Linked DNA regions of Homo sapiens: all the other regions are linked to region 3. A link is a contact called in ENCODE Hi-C or POLR2A ChIA-PET data. All regions are on one chromosome and are shown on one strand. Each heading gives the region's core, a stretch centred on a gene start or an enhancer-like site at or near the end of the contact. The rest is flanking DNA. Distances are from core to core; before and after follow the strand shown.

The links. Hi-C counts contacts between places; a loop is a spot of excess contacts on that map. ChIA-PET counts read pairs that join two places held with the same protein, here RNA polymerase II (POLR2A). Pooled maps may share reads with other maps.
Region 1: a map of naive thymus-derived CD4-positive, alpha-beta T cell shows a loop between it and region 3 (8-fold over the local background). The contact joins the promoter of PFKFB4 here to the promoter of ELP6 in region 3. A Hi-C loop is called at or near these places in 1 of 168 maps with a recorded cell type or tissue (naive thymus-derived CD4-positive, alpha-beta T cell), 3 of 37 single-sample maps with no recorded cell type and 8 of 50 pooled maps.
Region 2: a loop to region 3 is called in a pooled map, with 6 times the contacts of the local background. The contact joins the promoter of IP6K2 here to the promoter of ELP6 in region 3. A Hi-C loop is called at or near these places in 5 of 50 pooled maps. POLR2A ChIA-PET finds 5 or more read pairs at or near these places in 3 of 52 experiments (GM12878, H1 and activated T-cell).
Region 4: a map of CD4-positive, alpha-beta T cell shows a loop between it and region 3 (7-fold over the local background). The contact joins the promoter of WDR6 here to the promoter of ELP6 in region 3. A Hi-C loop is called at or near these places in 1 of 168 maps with a recorded cell type or tissue (CD4-positive, alpha-beta T cell) and 4 of 50 pooled maps. POLR2A ChIA-PET finds 5 or more read pairs at or near these places in 1 of 52 experiments (SK-N-SH).

What each region holds. Positions count from the first base shown.
Region 1 is chr3:48,555,172-48,558,478 of GRCh38, reverse strand. It overlaps PFKFB4 (6-phosphofructo-2-kinase/fructose-2,6-biphosphatase 4), which reads left to right and starts at 1,676. Exons shown (of 14, transcript NM_004567.4): 1 at 1,676-1,798. The coding sequence starts at 1,702. RefSeq lists enhancers at 964-1,053, 1,184-1,273.
Region 2 is chr3:48,715,512-48,718,588 of GRCh38, reverse strand. IP6K2 (inositol hexakisphosphate kinase 2) reads left to right here and starts at 1,368. Exons shown (of 6, transcript NM_016291.4): 1 at 1,368-1,432.
Region 3 is chr3:47,512,224-47,515,789 of GRCh38, reverse strand. It overlaps ELP6 (elongator acetyltransferase complex subunit 6), which reads left to right and starts at 2,078. Exons shown (of 7, transcript NM_001031703.3): 1 at 2,078-2,253. The coding sequence starts at 2,200. RefSeq lists enhancers at 2,114-2,223, 2,554-2,663.
Region 4 is chr3:49,005,441-49,008,701 of GRCh38, reverse strand. WDR6 (WD repeat domain 6) reads right to left here and starts at 1,311. Exons shown (of 6, transcript NM_018031.6): 1 at 1,171-1,311. The coding sequence starts at 1,270. P4HTM (prolyl 4-hydroxylase, transmembrane) reads right to left here. Exons shown (of 9, transcript NM_177939.3): 7 at 2,835-2,925; 8 at 2,515-2,638; 9 at 1,549-2,015. The coding sequence ends at 1,795. RefSeq lists silencers at 637-816, 1,357-1,406 and an enhancer at 1,545-2,533.

The DNA of each region.
Region 1 (3,307 bases), core at 427-2,926, 1.0 Mb before region 3:
CTACACCTATAGCCCACGAGGCCAGTCTTGTTGCCAGTCCCATGCCCTCAACACCTGGCTCCTGGCTGGGTACACACTGGGCAGAGAGAACCTGAGGATGCAGGGCACCTGCCAGGGGTGTTGTGGATGACATCGCTAGAGGGCAGTGTGGCTCAGGTTGAAGCCGTGTTGGTGGGGGCTGGGGCAGAGAGTGTACAAAGCTTGGAGAGGCGGGGCTGGGGATCCCGAGGAGGCGGGAAACTGCAGGAGTCCGGTGGGGGCCAAACAAGAAAGTGAGCCAGGGGTTTAGGAACTTCTGGATCTCTCCCTTGTTCCTTGTCCCCAGTGCATTTTCAAAGACAAGAGGGAGATACAAATATAGTAAAAGGCAACCATAACGTATTTTAAAATGAATTTCTTAGAGATTGACATACTTAATTTATACTGTAATACTGTAAGATAGACAATGTGCACATCCCATTTTCCTGAAGAGAAAATGTTATTAACATATTATTTTCAAAAAATATGTAAAACTTTAGTTAAAAAAACCAAAATACTAAAAATCAAAAAAAAATTGTAAAAAATGAAATTCTGGAAAGACGATTAAGATACTCCCAGGGCTTAGTGAGTACCCAAAGTACTTGGTTACTAAGTGCCACGCACGGCCGGGCGCGGTGGCTCACGCCTGTAATCCCAGCACTTTGGAAGGCTGAGGAGGGCGTATCACCTGAGGTCAGGAGTTCGAGACCAGCCCGGCCAACGTGGTGAAATCCCGCCTCTACTAAAAATACAAAAATTAGCAGGGCGTGGTGGTGGGCGCCTGTAATCCCAGCTACTTGGGAACCCGAGGCAGGAGCATCCCTTGAACCCGGGAGGCGGAGGTTGCAGTGAGCCAAGATAGCGCCATTGCACTCCAGCCTGGGCAACAGGAGCGAAACTCCGTCTCAAAAAAAAAAAGTCCCACGCATTTGCTCCCAGCAGCCAAAGCAAAGAAAGAGGAACAATATTGAAATGTGTTTTGAGTCTCTATCCATGAGGTAAAAGAGCTTTTCCAGCGTGGTTGAGCATGCTCCTATGGACGGCGGAAGAGTCCCGGGGCTCGGAGCAGTCAAGGGGGACCCCGAGGAGGGGCAGGAGGGCGCAGCGGAGTTGACGGCTGGGACTGCAGGCCTACTGGCCCCTGTCGGCTCTGACCAACCTGGCCGTGCGGGTCACGTAGGCCTCGTCCCACTGCATGAAAACCCCTCCCTCCTGGGGGCCCTGGGCTCCCTAGCAAGGAGGTAGCAGAATTCACGCGTGCCGCTGCTCAGGGATGCAGCGCCAGGGCGGAGCCCGTAGGTGGGGCCTATGCAAATCAGCGCGGGCAGGTTGGGAGAGCTGAGTTTGCGCATCCGGGGCGGGCCTGCACAATCCGGGCCTTGAACTGGGGCGGGACCAGTACAATCCGGAGTTGAGCATGCGCATTCTCGATCCTGGCCTGAAGAACTGGGCCCACTTGTTCCAAAACGGGCGGGTAGGTGAGTTGGGCATGCGTGGTCGGAGGCCGGGCCCCTTTCAGCTGGGGCGGAGCCTACTCACTCTGGGGCGGGACCTGCGGGAAGATAGACATGGGCTGTCGCGGCTTGAGGAGGGGCGGGGCCCAAGGGGCGGGACCTCGGGTGGCCCGAGGTGGCCCGGCTGCTGGGTTGGAAGCGGCGCAGTCCGACTCATCCCGGCCCCGGGATGGCGTCCCCACGGGAATTGACACAGAACCCCCTGAAGAAGATCTGGATGCCATACAGCAATGGGCGGCCCGCTCTGCACGCTTGCCAGCGCGGTGGTGAGGCGGGGTCCTCTGGGAGGAGGTGGGAGGTGCACCGGGATGGGTGGGTAGGGCGGCCTGGGCGGGGGTCTCGCATGGAGAAGGGGCGGGAGACAGATGGGGAACCGGGGACAGGTGAGGTTGCCGTGACTGGGGAGGCTGCTGGGGACAGGTGAGGCGGTCGTGACAGTGGTGGGCCAGAGACAGGTGTGGCAGAGCAGGGGGCGGGGACAGGTGTGTGGGGGCATATCGGCTTGGCGGTGGCTAGGTCTGGCCACCATCACCTCGGGGAGGGCTCTGGCCCCCTCGCTTCCCTCTCCAATCCCCATCGCCCCCAGTCTGGGGAGGACCCTGTGGGCACCCCAGGCCCTTCCCTCTCTCCTGGCCAAGGAGTGTGGGCCGGGTTGTTGGACTGGAACTGAGCTGTGTGGCCCTAGGTGAATTACTTGGCCTCTCTGAGCCCAGAACTTTCAAAGGTGGGCTAGTTTTCCAACAGGAGGAAGGGTGCCTCTTGGCCTTAAAGCTGAGCTTGGGCAGGAACTTCAGCAGAGATGTGCTCAGGATAGAGACAGAAAAGTATGCCGTGTGGGCCTGTGTCTGTGTCCCGGGACATGTAAGTATCCACCTGGGGTCATGGGTGTACAGTAAAACTGGAGAGTGAAACAGCTAGGAGAATGCTGAAATTCATGGAATTGTTAAGGGGCTCACCTCTCCTAGGGTCCCAGGTGTTTAAACCGCTTCCTTGAGTTTCTGCCTGTCCTTAAATGAGCTGGCAGTTTTTTTTTTTTTTAAGAGATGAGTCTCGCTCAGTGGCCCAAGCTGGAGCAAGTGCAGTGGCGCGATCATAGTTCACTGCAGCCACGACCTTCTGGGCTCAAGCAATCCTCCCACCTCAACCTCCCGATTAGCTGGGATTATAGGTGCGCCACCACACCCAGCTTTTTTTTTTCTTTTTTCTTTTTTTTTGTAGAGACAGGGTCTTGCTATGTTGTCTGGGCTGGTCTCCAACTCATGGCTTCAAGTGGATCCTCTGGCCTCGGCCTTCCGAAGTGTTGAGATTACAGGCGTGGGTCCTGGCCTGCAACTTTTTTATTACCAGGAAAAGAAAGATTTGTTTTAGGAGTAACTGAAACATTGTAATGAATTTGCAGCTTGTCCAGCACCTCAGAGAACATCTAGTTTAACAGACAGTGAAATGGAGATCAGGAGATTGAGTGACATGCCTGGGTCTCCCTGTGATCCTGCCTCTGCTTATGTATGATAAGCAAGGGGAGAGTTCTTTGTGCTCATCCTGCTGCAGCAGCCTGGAGCCATGGCTTTGATCATGATATGAGTCCTGGGGGAAGGGTGTGTGTATTTCTGGCCACACTGTGAGTCCTGGCAGGGGAAGGCCATGTTTCTGACCAGACCAAGTCGTGGTAACTCATGGCTTTGATTGTGATGTAGGTCCTGGTGGGGCTGTGCTGTCTATAATGCACACTCAGTCCTGAGGGCTATGGCCACCCCTCCTTTGAGACTCTTCTGGAG
Region 2 (3,077 bases), core at 119-2,618, 1.2 Mb before region 3:
ACCTTCCTGGTGCACTGAATATAGATGGGAAAGAGAGTAGTCAAGGGGTACTTTGAGGTGTTTGACTTGAGCAATAAGAAGGGCTGAGATGCTATCACTCAATTTGGGGAAAGTGGGGTGAAGTAGGTTTGGCGGATGAGCCAGTGTTAGGGTAGCACAAGTTGCGTTTGAGATGCCAGCAACTGGAAGTCAGAGTGCAGATGTCTAGTTGACAGTGGGACTAGTGAATCTGCCACTCAGGAAGGGTCTGGACTGGACAAACACTTTTAGGAGTGATTGACATGTAGGTGGCATTTGAAGTCATGAGCCTGGATAAGATTTTGGAAGAGTGAGTGTAGACAAAGAGAAAACACACAGATGAGAAACTGGTGAGACTGGAGGAAACCAGGAGGACATGGAGCCCTGGAAACCACATGCTAAGGTGAGAGGAGCTGCTCACAGAAGTCTCTCCTATCCACTGTTATAAGGTCAGGGATATTTATTTATTTTCCTTTTTTGTTCACTGCTGTATTTCCAATACCGAGTGTAAGTGCTTAATAAATACTTGTTGAATTAAAAAGTGTATGAGTGAATTTACACCTTTGCAAATGCCCAGTACACAGGGCTGCAACATTGTTCTCCTTTACAGAAAGAGCAGAGATCAGGTAGGAGGCTCTGCCCATTCTCAGTGGCACTAACCCTCTCCTTTGCCTTTCACAGCTATGCTGACATTCACTCAGGTGAGAGCCCTTCTGTCCAACACAGGCCCAAGACAAATGAGCCTCAGACAAGCCCTGTGGTGTGGTGCTTGGTGGGAGCTGGGTTGGGCACTGGGTCATCCACCAGTCCCCAGAAAACTCTATGGCCACTTCTCTGTCCACCCTTCCATATCTAATAATCTGTCTGTCTGTATCTATAACCATTTCTTTGTCCACCGTCTACAGGCACTCTTTTGTCCCTCTTTCCGTCTATTCACATCCAGTCTTCTGTCCATCTGCTAGAGTGACCAACTTCCCAGTTTGTAGTGGACTGTCTCTGTGTTAGCATTGAAATTCCTGCATCCTGCGAAATCGCTCACTACTGAACAAACCAAGACTGTTGGTCAATCCATCTGTTTCCCAGGTATCCTGCTGTCCATCGGCCCGCAGCTAGTCTATCCACCCAACCGCCCGTCAGACCTCCGGCCCACCCTCCCAGACGGAGGACAATGCTCCGCCCTCTCTGGCCCCGCCCCCAGTCACCGCCTTTTCCGGAAGCTGCTGCAGCGAATCCTGGCACCCTAGCAACAGCGCCTTTCAGGCTGTCCAGTCCGCGTGCGCAGCTCCTAGGACGAGCCAATAGTGAGGGGCACCGGGAGCGAGGTGCAGGGGGCGGGGCTCGGCCTGGCCGCAGCCATTTTGGTGCGAGAGAAACAATAGGACGGAAACGCCGAGGAACCCGGCTGAGGCGGCAGGTAAAGCTCGCGTCCTATGGCCCTAGTGCCCGAGGAGCTTTGAGGGAGATTTTTTCAGGCTACTGGGAAACGGGATCTCTGATCATTGGAGTCTCCCAGGTTATTTGGGAAAGACTTCTTCCGTGGTCATTGTGGGGGAAATCTCCCGGGGTCCCTGTGGATTCGATTTCCCTGGGTCATTTGGGAGGAGGGTTTTTCTTCTGATCATTGGGGGAGGGATTTCCGTGGTTTTGGGGGTCCAGCATCCTCCCCGGTCATTGGAGGGGGTCTCCCGGGTTTGGGGGAGGGCAGGATCTTTCCTGGTCATTGAGATCTCCCCGGGTCTTGGGAAGCGCAAGATCTACGGTGTCATTGAGGGGTCTCCCCAGGTCATTGGCGGCCACGATCTCCCCAGATATTTGGCGGGTGGAGGGGTCTTCCCGGATCTTTGGATAGGGAGTCAGCTCAGCGCCTCAGGTACTGTTACCTGGGGTCGGCAGATGTGCAGCCATTTTGAGTGTTGAATGCCATTTGGGCCCGTCAGATGGTGTTCGATGAGGGAATCTACACACTTAACCTTATTATAGAAAAAATGCCTTTAAATGGATAAGAGGACACCTTTATAGTGATATTTCCACTCTTTACGTTTGATTACAGACCGCTTTTGTCTTTTGCATCCTAATGGCTTATTTCATTTTAGGATTGTATTCGTTCTCATATATCAACTAAGCTACACTAGCAGAAAAGTGAGTGAAAATAAAATGTAGAAACCAGTAAAATCCAGTGCTCTTAAATACCAGGGAAAACAGAACTAGTCACTGCTTGGAATTAAACATTTCCGTAGCAGAATGTACACAGAACAAAAAATCATCTTGAATAGTTTTAAGAAAAAGTACTGGCACTTTGGAACGTGGTAACAAAAATGTTGTAGATCATCGGTTCTATGATATTTTTAATAGAGGACCATGATTACAGTAATTTTGTTGAATTCTAGTGTTTAAAATGTTTGCTGTATTTGCAGTTGTAGCCAGGTAATATTTTAAGTGAACTAAGATGCTTATTTATATAGGTTGTTGCTGTGGGGTTTGTATAATTGCATCGTGTAACTTGGGTGTTAAGTATTTAAAGAGAAGCTTCAGGGTGTTGTTTTAACTTTAGCCACTATCAGAGTTAGAAAGGGCCAAATGAATACTTTATCACATTTGACATAATAGGCAAATTGATGGCCTAGTAACTTTTTTTTTTTTTGAGAAAAAGTTAAACTGTTAACTGTCATTTAAAATTTTTTTTCTATTTTCTGTGGTCTTGTCTGACATTGTCATTTCGATAGATTTACCTGCTTTGTGACTTTAGAATTCACAGGCATTGTTAGAAATCAAATGGAGAATCACTTGAGCCCAGCAGTTCAAGATCAACCTGGGCAACATAGCAACACCCTGTCTCTACAAAAAAAAAAAAAAAAAGAGAGAGAGAGAAAGAAATGAAATGGATAAGAACACTGACTAGAGTTAATACAATTGTAGAAACTAGCTTTTTGTTTGTTTGGTTTGTTTTTTATGCAGGGCCTGGGTAGGGAGGGAGCAAGGCAGGGACCTGGGAGATCTAGAAATCAGTGTAACAGATATAATAGATTTCTTTTGTGTTTCAAAGCTTCCTAGGTGACAGA
Region 3 (3,566 bases), core at 829-3,328:
GATTGGGGTAATTCTATGATTAGGTACCCTGATATATCTTATTTACAGGGAGGCATCTTTGCAAAGCCAGTATGTGATAAACAACTGGTATCAGGCCAAAAAAAAAAAAAAAAGAACTTGTATCAGGCTAAAGAGATTGGTAAAGAAGTGGTACTCTTATTTGCTGGGAAATGAGATGTTTGGTTGTGGCTTGGACAATGTACATGTTTTGTGTTCAACATGATTATGGAGTGTTCTAGTTTTGTCTTGATCCGTCACAATCAGTCTGATGTTGGTGTTTTATGAAATTGTTTATGCTCAACAGGAACACCAAGACCTAGCTGTGAGTGTCAGGCCAATTTTTTTTTCTCTTTCTCACATTTCAATAAGCATGAAACATCTCATTCTTGGCTGAAGGATCTACATCCCTTTGACACAGAGAAGCAGCCTTGATTTCCATCCCAGGTGCAGAGCTTCAGCTAACGATTACATTCCACATCGATCTTAACCTTGTAGTTTCCACAGAAATGACCCTGGGTCCCCTTTGCAGTCCACGCCAGATTAGGACTCCACACACAGCTGTGCTGTGCTTTGAGCATATCAAACACCGGTTCACTTAAATTTCACCTGAATTCGACTCTTTCCCAAATCATATAACAATTATTTTAGTGACTGTCAATAAACTTGACTTTGGTGGAATTACAGGTTTGTCCACTGATCTGAGGCTGATTGGGCTAGAACAAAACTATATACGGTATAATAGATATAAATGTTATGGAAAAAAATAAAAGCAAGGAAAAAGAAGTGTTGGGAAAGGGACAGTTTGTGATTTAAGTAAGGTGCTCAGGGAAGGCCTCACGAATAAAGTGACATCGGAGCAGAGACCTGAAGGAAGTGGGGAATTTTAAAATCAGCTTAATATCTGGGAAAAGGGGCATTCCAGGAAGAGGGAAGAGTTAGTATAAAGGCTCTGAGGACAGGCATACAGGGCGTGTTGCAACCACACTGTTTTTTAACGAAGTCTCACACTGCTGCCCAGGCTAGAGAGCAATGGCGTGATCTCGGCTTACTGCAACCTCTGCCTCCCAGGTTCAAGCGATTCTACTGGCTCAGCCTCCCGAGTGGCTGGGATGACAGGCGCCCCCCACCACGCCAGGCTAATTTTTTGTATTTTTAATAGAGAAGGGGGTTTCACTATATTGGCCAGGCTAGTCTCGAACTCCTGACCTCGTGATCCCTCCGTCTAGGCCTCCCAAAGTGCTGGCATTACAGGTGTGAGCCACCGCGCCCAGCCGCAACCACACTTTCTTAGTGAGACCCACCCTGACAACCTCTTTAATTCTGGAACCTACCCCTGCCCCCATTGGTACTCTCTAATCCCACTTTGCTTTTCTCCACACAACTTTTCAAGATATAATTCCGTGTCGGCCGGGCGTGGTGGCTCATGCCTGTAATCCCAGCACTTTGGGAGGCCGAGGCCGGCGGATCACGAGGTCGGGAGATCAAGACCATCCTGGCTAACACGGTGAAACCCCGTCTCTACTAAAAATACAAAAAATTAGCCGGGCGTGGTGGCGGGCGCCTGTAGTCCCAGCTACACTCGGGAGGCTGAGGCAGGAGAATGGCGTGAACCCAGGAGGCGGAGACTGTAGTGAGCCGAGATCGCGCCACTGCACTCCAGCCTGGGCGACAGGGCAAGACTCCGTCTCAATTAAATAATAATAATAATAATAATAATAATAATAATAATAATAAATTCCCTGTCCTTTGTTTTTGTTCATCGATGTAGCCCAAGCTCCCAGGAGTGTGGGGCATACAGAAGGCGCTTGACAGCCACGTGTGGAGAAAAGGAGCCCGGGGCTGGGCAGAGAGCGAGGCCAAGGGAAGAAGAATACTCGGTCGCGTGGAGCCTTGGGGGCCCACTGGGAGGGCTCGGGCGCCACGCAGATCTGCGCGGAATGAGCCGCCAGAGGCCGCTGGCAGTCGCACAGAGAAGCCCATCGTTTCCTACCACCTGGGACTCGACGGACGTCTACGCGCGTGCGCAGCGGTCCCATCGAGGCACCCGCCTCATTGGCTGTGGCTGGCTCGCAAAAGTGGCATTGCGCATGCGCGCTTCCTTGCGCGAGCCGGGCTGTCGGGTGTGTTTTGCTCTCCAGCCTCCGTCGTCTCTGCAGCACTCCGGGTTCTCCTCCAGAGCGCTAGTCCCAGGAGCTCGGAATGTTCGTGGAACTTAATAACCTGCTTAACACCACCCCCGACAGGGCGGAGCAGGTAAGAGGTCCCGCTGGCCGGAAGGGGGCGGGACCTGGCAGGGCAGCGGAATACTGCATCCGGGAGGCGGTGCGCACGACCCCGGGGAATGGCGCGACGACCCGGCACGGGGTACCTGGGAGTTGTAGTCCGCAGAGGATCGACCCGGGGATTGGACTGGAGGCTTGGGCCCGCCGAAAGTGGGCTTCTGGGCCATCTCGCATATTCTCAACGGCTGTGCGTGTCCTTAAAAGTCCCTGGGAAGCGGCCGGGCGCGGTGGCTCACCCCTGTAATCCCAGCAGTTTGGGAGGCCGAGGCGGGTGCATCATCTAAGGTCAAGAGTTCGAGACAAGTCTGGCCAAGATGGTGAAACCCCCGTCTCTACGAAAAATACAAAAATTAGCCGGGCGTGGTGGCTCATGCCTGTAATCTCAGCTACTCGGGAGGCTGAGACAGGAGAATTGCTTGAACCCGGGAGGCGGAGGTTGCAGTGACCCGAGATCTCGCCACCGCACTCCAGCCTGGGCGACAGAGCGGGACTCCACCTCAAAAAAAAAAAAAAAAAGTACCTGGGAAGCATGGCCGACAGTGGGGTTGGGTTATATTCGCGGACGTGAACTGTGGCGCGCTGTGCATGTTCACTGGGGTGGGGGGTCCCAGGCGCTCAGAGGAGACTGCAGAATAGGCCCGAGAGGAGAGGGGAGTTCGTTTCGCCGCCGTCTTCATGGGCGAGCTTCCTAACCGCCACCTCGCCCCGGAGCAATTGGCACATTGTATTGAACGCTGCTGTTCTTCTTACTCTTCCTCCTTGTGATCTCTAATAGAACTGTTAGAAGCAGGACAGAGCCAAATTGGCTTGGACCAAGTCCGTCTTGGGCACCCCAGGCTGGCCTGTTCTCTCCACCCTCCTCACACTCCGGGGTACCTTGAAACCTTTCACATTTTAACGTAGGAGTAACCTCTTTCAGGAGTGTATCTTTTGGCTTATTTATTTATTTATTTATTTTTGATGGAGTCTCGCTCCCTCGCCTGGGCTGGAGTGCACTGGCGCGATCTCGGCTCCCTGCAACCTCACCTCCCGGGTTCAAGTGATTCTCCTTATTCAGCCTCCCAAGTAGCTGGGATTGCAGGCGTGCGCTACCACACCGGGCTAATTACTTGGCTGATTTTTTTTTGTATTTTTTGTTAGAGACGGGGTTTCACCATGTTGGCCAGGCTGGTCTGGAACTCCTGACCTCAGGTGATCCGCCCGCCTCTGCCTCCCAAAGTGCTGGGATTACAGGCGTGAGCCACCACGCCCAGCCTGGTTTATTCATAATCTTTGTCTTCCTAA
Region 4 (3,261 bases), core at 62-2,561, 1.5 Mb before region 3:
CAATGTGGCCTCTGCTCGCTTGTCCAGCTTCCTTTCCTCCCAGACTCCATTCCTGCTCTAACTTCACAAGAATTCCCTCCTTCCCCCAAAATGACAGATTCTTCCAGCCTCAAGGCCTTTGGCATGCTTACCCTCTTGCCAGGAACTCACCCCTTTTCCTAGTTCACTCTTGTGGTTCTTTGAGTTTCTGCTTCGTTGTTCCCCCTCAAGGAGCCTTAGGAGTTTAGCTCGCGGTAGGAACTCCGCGCTCCAAGAACCCCCACACCAGATCAAAACTGGATCATCCCCACCCCATACACACACCCTCTTAGGACTGGTGGCAACTCACTCAAGGCCTGACCGCCAAGGCCCTGCCTCAGGACCCTTATACAACTCAGCAGCACCAACATGGGTCATTAGTGGCTTCATGTAATGACTGTTCGAGACCAGCCTGGACTCTGACACCTCAGGTCCCAGGCCTCGCCTGTCCTTTGCGACCCGGTTCTCCTTGGAGGGACCTCCACACCTGATTTCCTGGACCTCAACCATCTCAGGAGGGGGTCTCAGCCCCTGCTTCCCCGGGCACCGCCCCCTACTCGGAAAGGTCTTATCCGCCGTTTTCCGCGACGCCACCCTCCTCAGAGGATCTTCACCCCCACCTTAGGGGGAAGAGACTCATCCCGCCCTCGAGAGGCCACACCCTTGCCCTCTCCCGGCCCCGCCTTCCCCAAGAGGCCACACCCCCTGAGGGGCCGGGGCCGCCTCCGCCTCCTCCTCCTCCTCCTCCCTCCGCCCCCCCCAGCTCGGCCCCGTCTCCTTCGGAGAGGCCAAGCCCCCGCCCATCTCCTAGAAGGGAGCACACCCCCTCAACCCTCAGCTCCCGGGCCTCCGCCTCCGCCTCCGCGCGGCCGCGTTCCCCTGCACCCTCCCGCGGTTCCACCCGCCCTTTCCACGCGGGCTGAAGTTTATGAAGCGCCGCGGCGGCCACATCAGCTTTGTCTCTCGGGCCCCGCCCTCTTCAGGTTGGCCCTCGTCCCCGCCATCTCCGGGGCTCCCTTCCCACCTCCGATCGGCCTCAACCTGCTGCCCGTCCTTCTCCTCAGGGCACCCCTTTTGTCCCTGTGGCACCGCCCCTGGGAGGCGCTGTTTCTTTCCCCCTTTCCACCAGGCGTGCCTCAAGCCAAGCCTCACCCGCCAACAGCCGGTCCCCCACGCACTCCAGACCCGTCACTGGGAGGAGTATAAGCTCCGAGGTTGCCCGCGGCCAAACGTAGTCCTCGAGAGCGTCCATGTCGATCCTCGAGGTGCTGAGGCAGCCACGGCTAAGAAGGGAGCTGAACTCTCGCGAGAACGAGCCTTCCCAGCGCGCCGCGCTGCCCATCAACAGCGCCCTCAGCTACAGGTAGCAGAGACCAGGGCGCCCGCGGCGGTTGTCCAATGACGACCCTTCGTCCCACGCAATCCAGCTCATCATTGGCGGGGCCCGCGGAGGGGCATCCCGCCCCTCGCCCCCTCACGTGACGCTTGCGGGGCGCTCCCAGCTGCCAGCCCGCTGCACCTATCGCGGACTCTGTTTCGCCGACCCGGAGTTTGTCGGGCCCGGCGGCTCGAACCTTGTGGTTTTTTATTTGACGGGGCAGATGGAGTCAGTACACAATAAATAACATGAATATAGGAACTGCGCCGTATCGCGGCTGGCGGGGTGGGGCAAGACATTGGCCAGACCTTTAGTCTGCAGCAGGACAGAAGGACAGCCGGACCCCTGATCTTGGGCAACTGGCGACCCGCGGCTGGGAACCGGGGCTAACTCTTCCCTCAGAGTTCCACGCGCGCATCGCGGTAGGCCCGGTCCAGAGCCCACTCGGGCTGTGAGTCGGTGCCCCCTTCTCGGGCAAGGCGGGCCATCTCCTGTTGGAACAGCGCTTGCCGCGCTCGGCTGGGGTCCACATTAATCCAGTTGTTGGCAATCCACTTGGTGCCGCGCGTGACCAGGCAGCCCCCGTGCAGCGAGTAGTCGTCTACGTCACCCACCCAACCTAGAAGAGGAGGGTGACGTGAGATCCTAGGCTGGGCTGGCCAGAGCTTGGCCTCATAGGCACCAAGAGCATGACCAAGGTGGGTCCAGCTATGCATTCCTTGTGTAGCAAACACCCAGACCTAAAGCTTCCTTGGAGGCTCCTCATCTCAGCCCACTAATGTATAGTCAACACTACTGGCCCTCTGAAACCAGCTTTCTTGCTGTTGGGCCTGTCCATATCCCTTCCCATCCTGGGTTAGCAAGGGACATGTGTCCCAAGCCCCAGGGAGTAGGAAGGCTGGGGCATCAGGGAATGATAGGGATGGATATAACCCAATAAGCAGTACAGGTCCTGGGGCAGTCTGCTAAAGTCACTAAGGATGGCCTTTGGGAGGCACCAGGAGCAGAAAACTATTTGGAAAGCAGCCAGAAACAGCCCTCCATTGTGGCAGACGGGGGCTGGGTAAAGGGAAGCTGTACTCAGGGCACCCCCCCCAGGCCTGGCCATAGGCCCTCACCTTGCCCATCAGGCAGGTAGTTGTACCAGAAGACTGCTGTGCCCTGTTGGGGCTTGACACGCAGGTTTCCCTTGTCACAGTGCCTCCGTGTGTCACGGAGGTCCACGTCATCCTGAATCAGACTCTGTGGGCAGCAGGGTGGTGGGGTGTTCAACCTGTCCCCACTCTATGGCCAGGCCAGCCAAGGGTGACCAAAGGGAAACCAACCAGATATGCCCAAGGAATAATTTGGGCCCACATCCTTAGACCTGGAGAGGTGTGTACTTCACTTGTCTAAGCCCCTGCCAGCCCACAAGAGTAATAGCCCAGTTGACCCTTACCATTTCATCGTAGGTTCTGTTATCTGCTACAGGGAAAACAGTCTCGCCCCCACCAGTGACGTTGTTCAAATAAAACAGCACTGTCATGTAGCTGTAAGGCAGGGGGGGCACTGAGCAGGTCCCCAGTTGTGGATGCTCCCAGGGGCTTACCTGTGGGCAGGATAAGCTGCCCAGGTTCCTGTTGCCAGGGACCAGGACAGACTAGGATGGGAGACAATAGGGCAGGCCAGTGCCAAAATGTCCCTAGCCCCTCCTTCCCCGAAACCCAGTCTCTTACTGTGAGTTGCAATGGTTTTTTGGCCAAGATCACAGGTGCACTTAGTTAAATGCCATGGCCCTGAGCAAGGGCCTGGCAGGGAAAGGTAGGCTAGCAGAAGCAACAGGGCGCGCTGAAGGGCTCCTTGGGGATGGGAAGGGGCTGGGCCAG